Regions from separate parts of the Homo sapiens genome. Here region 2 is linked to region 1. A link is an interaction called in ENCODE POLR2A ChIA-PET data of the cell type or tissue named here. Cell type or tissue: K562. All regions are shown on one strand. Links, peaks and the distances in the headings refer to the core of each region. The heading gives the core; the rest is flanking DNA. Region 1 overlaps TPT1-AS1 (TPT1 antisense RNA 1). Region 2 overlaps SERP2 (stress associated endoplasmic reticulum protein family member 2).

The links. Peaks named below come from ENCODE experiments on the same cell type or tissue, not always from the same donor. Only the 100,000 strongest peaks of a DNase experiment are listed, where the experiment ranks them.
Region 2: POLR2A ChIA-PET joins it to region 1 with 5 read pairs; 2 of 35 experiments call an interaction of 5 or more read pairs at or near these places.

What each region holds. Positions count from the first base shown.
Region 1 is chr13:45,356,735-45,361,126 of GRCh38, reverse strand. All of the region lies in intron 3 of TPT1-AS1 (TPT1 antisense RNA 1), which reads right to left. Among named protein-coding and RNA genes, the nearest start is that of TPT1-AS1, 18 kb to the right of the region's middle. In K562, for the core only: no CTCF peak of the experiment used is centred there; no DNase peak of the experiment used is centred there.
Region 2 is chr13:44,385,056-44,389,447 of GRCh38, reverse strand. The region is part of intron 2 of SERP2 (stress associated endoplasmic reticulum protein family member 2); the gene reads right to left. Among named protein-coding and RNA genes, the nearest start is that of SERP2, 13 kb to the right of the region's middle. In K562, for the core only: a CTCF peak has its summit at 850; DNase peaks (open chromatin) are centred at 797 and 2,267; H3K4me3 peaks cover 361 bases.

The DNA.
Region 1 (4,392 bases), core at 304-4,303:
GCAACATAATAGCCAGACACCCAATCTCTATTTTTATTTTAAAGCATAGGCCAGGCGCAGTGGCTCACGTCTGTAATCCCAGGACTTTGGGAGGCTGAGGCAGGTGATCACCTGAGGTCAGGAGATCGAGATCAGCCTGACCAACATGGCGAAACCCCGTCTCTACTAAAAATACAAAAATTAGCCGGGCGTGGTGGCGCATGGCTCTACTCCCAGCTACTTGGGAGGCTGAGGCAGGAGAATCACTTGAACCCGAGAGGCAGAGGTTGCAGTGAGCTGAGATCGTGTCATTGCATTCCAGCGCAGTGGCTCATGCTTGTAATCCCAACACTTTGGGAGACCAAGGTGGGTGGATCACTTCAGCCCAGGAGTTCGAGACCACCCTGGGCCACATGGCAAAACCCCGTATGTACAAAAAAAACCAAAAAATTAGTTGGGTATGGTGGCGCACACATGTAGTCCCAGCTACTCAGATGGCTGAGGTGGGAGGAACTCTCGAGCAGGAGAGGTGAGGGCTGCAGTGAGCCATGGTTGTGCACCTGCACTCCAGCCTGGGCGACAAAGCAAGACTGTCTCAAAAGCAAAAAAAAAAAAAGGAAATTTTGATACGTGATACAAAAAGAAACAAATACTGAATGATTCTATGTGAATTATCTATAACAGGCAACTTGATGGATGCAGAAGGTAAAACAGAGGTTATGGAGGGAGAGAAGGGTAGAATGGGGAGTTACTATTTAATGGGTACAGAGTTTCTGTTTCGGGTGATGAAAACCTTCTGGAAATGGATAATAGTGGTGGTTACACAACATTGGGAATGTAACTAATGCCACTGAACTGTCCACTTAAAAATGGTTAAAATGGCAAACTTTTTGTTATCTAGATTTTACCACAAGTTTTAAAAACAGAAGAAAAAAGAAGGCAGAGGTTGTGGTGAGCTGAGATCTTGCCATTGCACTCCAGCCTGGGCAACAAGAGCAAAACTCCATCTCAAAAAAAAAAAAAAAAAAAAAAAGTATTACTAGACATCAAATAAGAAAACATCAACAAAATTAAGTTACACAAATGTATTCCAGAAACTAGTCTTTTAATATGTCCTCCAGACAAACTGGAAACAGCGCAGCTCCTTCCAATGGTTCATCATGACTTAGTTGTTTAATAAAGCAAGAGGCTTAACACCAAAGAAGAGCAGCAAATCTCCAGAACACGGCTTCTGTCTTGCATGTAAGACCTGTACCAACTCAGTGATGTCCACCTTACCTCCTGAGCTGCGTCCTCCTGAGTGACAGTGAGTATTTGTGTGCAGATTTCACCTCTTGAGATTTAACATCAGTGGAAATGCCAAGACAGCAAACAGGACAAAGAGCACTTTGGTTCATTCTAAGAACTGAATCTTGGCTGGGCACAGTGTCTCATGCCTGTAATCCCAGCACTTTGGGAGGCCGAGGCAGGTGGATCACCTGAGGTCAGGAGTTTGAGACCAGCCTGGCCCACATGTTGAAACCCCGTCTCTACTAAAAATACAAAGTTAGCCAGGCCAGGTTCATAAACACTTAATATCATATGCAAAATTTTGTGGATATATGCATTTTTCTGAGGAAAAGGTCAATATATTTTATCAGATTCTCAAAGTGGTGTAAGATCCAGATAAAATCAAGAAACTTGGGCCGGGCGCGGTGGCTCACGCCTGTAATCCCAGCACTTTGGGAGGCCGAGGCGGGCGGATCACGAGGTCAGGAGATCGAGACCATCCTGGACAACATGGTGAAACCCCGTCTCTACTAAAAAAAATACAAAAAATTAGCTGGGCGTGGTGGCGGGCGCCTGTAGTCCCAGCTACTCGGGAGGCTGAGGCAGGAAAGTGGCGTGAACCCAGGAGGCGGAGCTTGTAGTGAGCCGAGATCGTGCCACTGTACTCCAGCCTGGGCGACAGAGCGAGACTCAGTCTCAAAAAAAAAAAAAAAAAAAAAAAGAAACTTGAAGGCAATCTATTTCAGAATGCTGTCACACGCTGGGCTTATGGAATTGAATGTCCATCATTTCCTGTCTGAGCTAACATAGGAACTGTGCTTTCCATTCTCCTCTGCCTCCAACCTTAATGTGCCTTCTATTCCCAATGAGAAGCACATCATTTTACAAATATCCTTGGCCATGAATTCAGGCCAGATACCATGTTTTTAAAGTGCCCAGGTTGAGCCCTGCTCGGCCAGCCCTAAGGACACAAACATTCATACAGCATGCCAAGGCAGAGGTCCTCTTCAAGCTGCCTCTGGTGACTTGAGTTAGGGCCCTGATGCTTAAAGTCAGGACATTCTGATAATAGAAACTGTCATAGGTATCACTGGTAGAGAAAACTAAATGAGATCTCTGAGAAATTAAAATTATGATCCTGTAAAGCAATCAGCTGTAAAAGTGTTTGTTTGATGTATTCCTTGATGAGTGGCCAAACTGGTGTGTGTGTGTGTGTGTGTGTGTGTGTGGTGTGAAGTCCCATATATTCTGGGAAGAGGGCAACAGGCAGGGGTGGAGTCGTTTTTTGTTTTTTTGTTTGTTTTGTTTTGTTTTGTTTTGTTTGTGTGACAGGGTCTCACTCTGTTGCCCGGGCTAGAGTGCAGTGGTACAGTCTCGGCTCACTGCAACCTCCACCTCTCAGGCTCAAGTGATCCTCCCACCTCAGCCTCCCGAGTAGCTTGGACTACAGGTGTGTGCCACCATGCTTCGTTAATTTTTATATTTATTGTGGAGATGGGGTCTTGCCATGTTGCCCAGGCTGATCTCGAACTCCTGGGTTCAAATGATCCATCCACCTCAGCCACCCAAAGTGCTGAGATTACAGGCGTGAGCCGCCGCACCCAGCGAAAAGTGTGCCTGTAATCCCAGCTACTCAGGAGGCTGGGGCAGGAGAACTGCTTGAACCTGGGAGGCAGAGGTTGCAGTGAGCCGAGGTCACGCCACTGCACTCCAGCCTGGGCAACAGAGCGAGACTCCGTCTCAAAAAAAAATAATAAAAAAAAGAAAGCTGCCAGGAAAGGAAGTGGTAATTCTCATTCCTTAAGAATATCCGTACGGTCATTTGAGCTCCTTGGCCAGAAAGTGCTTTGGAAATACCATGTGTCTCAAAATTCCTCTCTTAGTGAAACAAATGCCTTGTGAGATGATGTCCCATTGCTATAAAAAATTGTCTGTTTTTCTTTTTGAGACAGAGTCTCACTTTGTCGCCCAGGCTGGAGTGCAGTGGTGTGATCTCGGCTCACTGCAACCTCCGCCTCCCGGGTTCAAGCAATTCTCCTGCCTCAGCCTCCCTAGTAGCTGGGATTACAGACCCACACCACCACGCCTAATTTTTGTATTTTTAGTAGAGACAGGGTTTCACTATGTTGGCCAGGCTGGTCTCGAACTCCTGACCTCAGGTGATCTGCCTGCCTCAGCCTCTCAAAGTACTGGGATTACAGGCGTGAGCCACCACACCTGTCCCTTCTTGTTGCTTTTATATGCTTGACTTCAGTCACTCCTCACAACTACTGTGAAAGTCACACCCCATTCTACAGGTGAGGAAACAGAGGCTTGCAGGCTTAGTAGTCATGTAGCTAGTAAGTGGTGGTTCTTTCCACCAGACCACACTGTCTTCCCCAAGAGGCATTTGTTAACCCTGTGCGGAGCCAGCCAAACCACAGGCTCCATGACTACCGGGAAGGTAAGGGCCAGGTTCTAGTTGACCAGAACTGGTGAAGAAACTAATCTTTGCTTACAGGGAGAAACCACAGGACATCTGCTTCCTTTGAGCAAGTGAAGGAGACACAGGAAAAGAGGTCCTGGTGAAAACACGACTTTCAGAAGTTATATCTGAGCCTTCCAGGAAGAAGTGGCAATCAGAGCCATAAGCTTGAAGTGTGGCGAGGAATCGGAAGGGCTGGACTGGAAGCTGGCTTCCTTATCCGGCCATGGCCTCAGGAACAAGGCAGCTGTAGGCTGTCTTGACCCCAGTCAGCAACGTGGCCTTGGCAGACTGCACATGGAAGGTGATTTGGGGAGGGCCTGAATCTCCCAGCATGCCTCTCTCCATGCCCACCCAAATCCACATGGTCAAGAGTGAGCTTGGCACTCCACCCTGATAGCTTTAAGGGGAAAGAGCAGGTGCCCTGAAATTTCCATTAGCCAAACCTGTAGCTATACCTTACATCCATTAGGATGAGAAAGTTGTAAAATCTGTTTTGAAATTCATGCAAAATCCATACGTTTGTTTTCATGCTACAGTGTTTTCTCTGTACTTGATTTTCTTTTGTTCTCTGGTCATGTTATTTTTGAAAATTTTCAGCTTTTGCTTTACAGAAAGAAAAGGAAAGGGATTTCTGCAGATCTAGGCCAAGGTAGCTGGGGAGATGAGAATACATCAGG
Region 2 (4,392 bases), core at 163-4,162, 970 kb after region 1:
CTGTCACTCCACTAAACATTCCACATGCATTGTCTCAGTTAATCCTCAGGATTAATAGTCCTGAGAGTCTCAGGAGTTAGGAACCAGTACCATCCTCTTTTAAGAAGAGAAGAACTGAGTCTTAGAGTCGGTGTAAGTATCTTAGACAAGGCTACATAGCTAGTAGGTGGTTTCAAATACACAAAGTCTGGCCCTGAAGTTGTAGCTCTTAGCAACCATGTTAACTTCCTCCCTATGGCATGTGCACATGCTAATGTGGTGGCTTTCACCCAATACGCCACAAAATACAGACCTTCCTCAAATTTTGTGTCCCCAAAAGATTTCAGAGAGCACCTAACATTTCACAAAGAAACGTTTCTTAGTTGTTGCAAAAGGCTTCATTCTGGCTCCTCAACCTTTGGGCTCAAAGACATTTTGCCACAAAACTTGTGGCCACACAGGGAGTGGGAGGAGAGAGCACTGAAAAGAGTGTCTCTTTGGCCTCCCATATGTCCCTGGCATGTGTATGACTTGTACTTTTCTTCTTCCTCACCATCCTTAACAGAACAGCCAGTCCTGGGGAAAGTTTGGGTGTGGCCCTTCCAGAAATGGAGAGGCCTCCAGCACATTCATACAGGGAGAGACCTGGACCATCCAAAACACAAGGCTGGGAGAATGGGAGGATTCAGGCCCTGCCAAGGACATCTCAGAGAATCACTTCTTCACATCTGTTCTGAAAAGGCTGTCCTGAAAAAGGACCTGTCTGTGACATGATCTCACTCCCCTCCCGCAACCCGCAGCAGGCAGAGGCCCTGGAGAATACAGGGGGAAAGTGCCGCCTGTTAACTGACAGACGAAAGGAATGTCCCTGCACAGAAATGGCAGAGCGACTCCCAACGGATGGTGCCTGATAAACCTCACAGGCTCTTTGTTGAAAGGCATTAACTCTGCAATAACAGAGGCCAGCCCTGGAGCCAGGCACAATTTCCTATTTGATGGGCAAAGAGAGTCTAGATGTGTGCTCCCCTCTGGCGATGAGAAAGTCATAATATCCAGCAACATAGGGAGATATACTGTACATACACACAGACATGCAAGCATGCATATGCATGCATATACATACACATTCATGAACACACTAACACATACACATTCACAAATACACATACATGGAAACAAACACACACACAAAAAAACCCACATATACAAACACACACACACAAATGCAAACAGAAACATACACAGACTTCACTTCAACCAGAACAGCTGCTGTTTCATTTATTTCCCTCTAAGATTTGAACAAAGTTCTGCAGCTTAAAAAAAAAAAAAGACCAAAAACCACTAGTCTAGATTTTTTTTAAACACATTTTTTTCTGCTTATAAAAGTAATATATGCTGATTGACAAATTTGGAAACTATAGGAAACAGTGAAGAAAATAACAGTCACTAGTTAATCCTGTTACCCCAGAGGTTTCCCTTTGATGGGAATAAACGTTTGTCAGTTTCAAGAATAGCCAGGCTTTGGTCACCATTAAAATTCTCATAATCTCTAATTAGGAAATGAATATCAGGGTTGGCCAGAGAAAGAGTAGAGAAATAAAATTGAAATTAGGAATACATGAGGGAGAAATAGTCTGAGGGATGGAACTGGGGCATGGCTGGTATTTAAGAGTTTCCCTCTGAGAGTCAAAGGATGATGGGAATTAGATGGTGACTCCATTGATGCTGCCTGAAATTATCACTGAGACATCAGGACAGAGAGAAATACAACCGTATTGCAAAGAGTGGCATCTCAGATTGCTGCATCCTGTCAATGTAGGGTATCACACCCAGAGCTCAGAAAAGGTAAATAATACTGTGAGACCACAAGAAACATGTATAGGCTGACTCTAAATAAAATTATCCAAACAGGTAGCATATTAAGGAAAAGACCTCATTTCACCAAGTCCAGGAGGCATTCTGGTCAAAGAGGAAAGCTGGAAATGCCGAAGACAGCTGTCTTGTGAATACCGTGGCAATAACCTTATAAAAAGTTTAGGCTAAGGACAGCAAAGATGAGAACGTGGCCCTGCCAGCCATATTGTGTTCAGGACAGACATTACCAATCAACTGCAGCCCACTTTCCCACTAAGCATTGGTATAGCCCGGGAGTCCTTCTCAGTAAGGCTCATACAAGAGCTGGGGACAAAAGGAAAAGAAAACGCCCAGAGGAGAGGGCTCTGGGCACAAACAGCAGTGACTAGGTCCATGAATGGGCTGGGGAAGCATGTCAAGTCTGCAAGTGCCTTGAGAAGATAGCAGTTGACCTATCTGTGTGACAGTATCTTTGTGGGGAACGGTCTCAGACAGACATTCCAGCTAATGCTTGCCTCTGAGTCTTGAGATAAAAGCAAGCATTCTTCAGAAGCTTTCAAACAGCTCTCCAAAGAGGCAGGTTTCAAAACCCGGGACTGGCAGAGCCAGGATGAGCTGCTTATCTGGAAAGAGGCCCCACTGCCTGCAGAAATGGAAGATAATACTTGTATTAAAAGGGGAGAGAAAAAAAGGGCAAAGTCTCTTATGAGGGCACTGAAATCCCTTGGCCTTCGATGTGGATCTGGGTCCTAGTAGATCAAGTAGAGGCAAATCCAGCCAGTTAAACAGACTCAAGCAAAACAAAATCCCAGGCTAAGGTTTGACAAGAAGTTTCTGGCCTATTTGGGTTAATAATCTGAGCAGACCCATAACAGGTATTGATTAAGAAATGGATTTTTGATTTCTTAAATAATCTATATATTAACAAAGCCGTCTGGGTGTGGTGGCTCACGCCTGTAATCCAGCACTTTGGGAGGCTGAGGAGGGCCGATCACTTGAGGCCAGGAGTTTGAGACCAGCCTCAACAACAGGGTGAAACCCTGTCTCTACTAAAAATACAAAAATTAGCTGGGCATGGTGGCGCATGCCTGTAATCCCAGCTACTTGGGAAGCTGAGACAGGAGAATCACTTGAACCCAGGAGGTGGAGGCTGCAGTGAGCTAAGATGGTGCCAATGCACTCCAGCCTGGGCAACAGTGAGACTGTCTCAAAAAAGAAAAAAAACACTGGTTATCAAATTAAACAAAATGAAACAAGATACAGCCCTGAGATGTTCTAATTGGATAATACCGTGTCTCAGAAGAATATACTATTCCCAAAGCTTTTGTATCTCATAAAGATAACTTTTACAGCAAAAGAGTGGTGGATTGGGGTTGCTTTAAGGAAATGAAACTCACATTTTTTTTTTCCTGACATTCAAATTAAAGGACAAACTGCTGTTCATTGATTGTGGTCTGCATATTGGTGTTCCTTCTCCCTCTGTGGGGAAGACTTGACGCTTTATCACATGGGAAAACAGCCTCATGCATCCAAAGTGTTATCACTTACACTGCTCCCACTCATCCGTGGAGTGAAGAGGCAGGGCTCATGGCTTGCTGATAGATTGAGACCAGTGTGAGAGGTCGAGTCTGCAACTGAACATGCAGCCGGGAAGGATGAAAGGCATGTGGGAGTTGAAGCACCCCACAGCACAACCGATGGTCCCGTGGTGCCCCTGTTTCCCATGAGGGCTACAAGGACAGAGGTGGTGGTGACTGTAGCTGCAGGCTTTGGGCTTGCTATGGGCCTGTACTTAGATCCCCAGAGCTGCTCAATGCCAGGACACCTTGGGAGGGCTGCTCATTATCCCCATTTTCTTGATAAGGGAATCAATACCAAGAGTAAATACCTTGTCCAAGGTCATTCAGCTGACAAAAGTGAATCTAGGCTCAAAACTGACATCTGGCAGATCCTGAAACTATCCTCCCTTCAGAGGCCTCCTATTCTGAGTGCCAGTTGGTCAGTTTTCAAAGCAGTCCCTTGCCTAAGACAACTTTTGCAATCATGGAAAGTAGAAATTTGCTTATTCTGAAAAGGATGTATTTAGATAACCTCCCCAAACTCCCTCTCACCAGGACAATGTATTAGAGGTTTCCACCAAGTGCCTAAGACAGAACAGGGCTTGGGTGCGCTCAGATCTGGGGGGCGTGGGGCAGCCCCGGGAGGTCTGTTGCTCCCATCTGGCTTTGCAGTGAGGGGTGGCATTCCCTGAGTGCGTGTTTATGCCAGGGGTCTCTGGGTGCCTGGACTGTGTCCCCTCACTACTCTCCCAGTCCTCATTCCTTCCTTTTCATTATCTTGCTCTTACTAGGATGGCAGGCATGAAAGGCACATGCAGAGGAGGAGGAAGCCACAGGAGAGAAGCTGAGAAGCAGGAGGCAAGTGATGGCAGTGACCCACAACTGTCTATAAGAAAGGGGTCCTGTAGACTTTTTACAGGCTTGTTAACCTGTTTTTCCACATAAAACAGAGAAAGGGTGACCAATAAGTGAGCACATACTTAAATGCCAGCTTCTTACC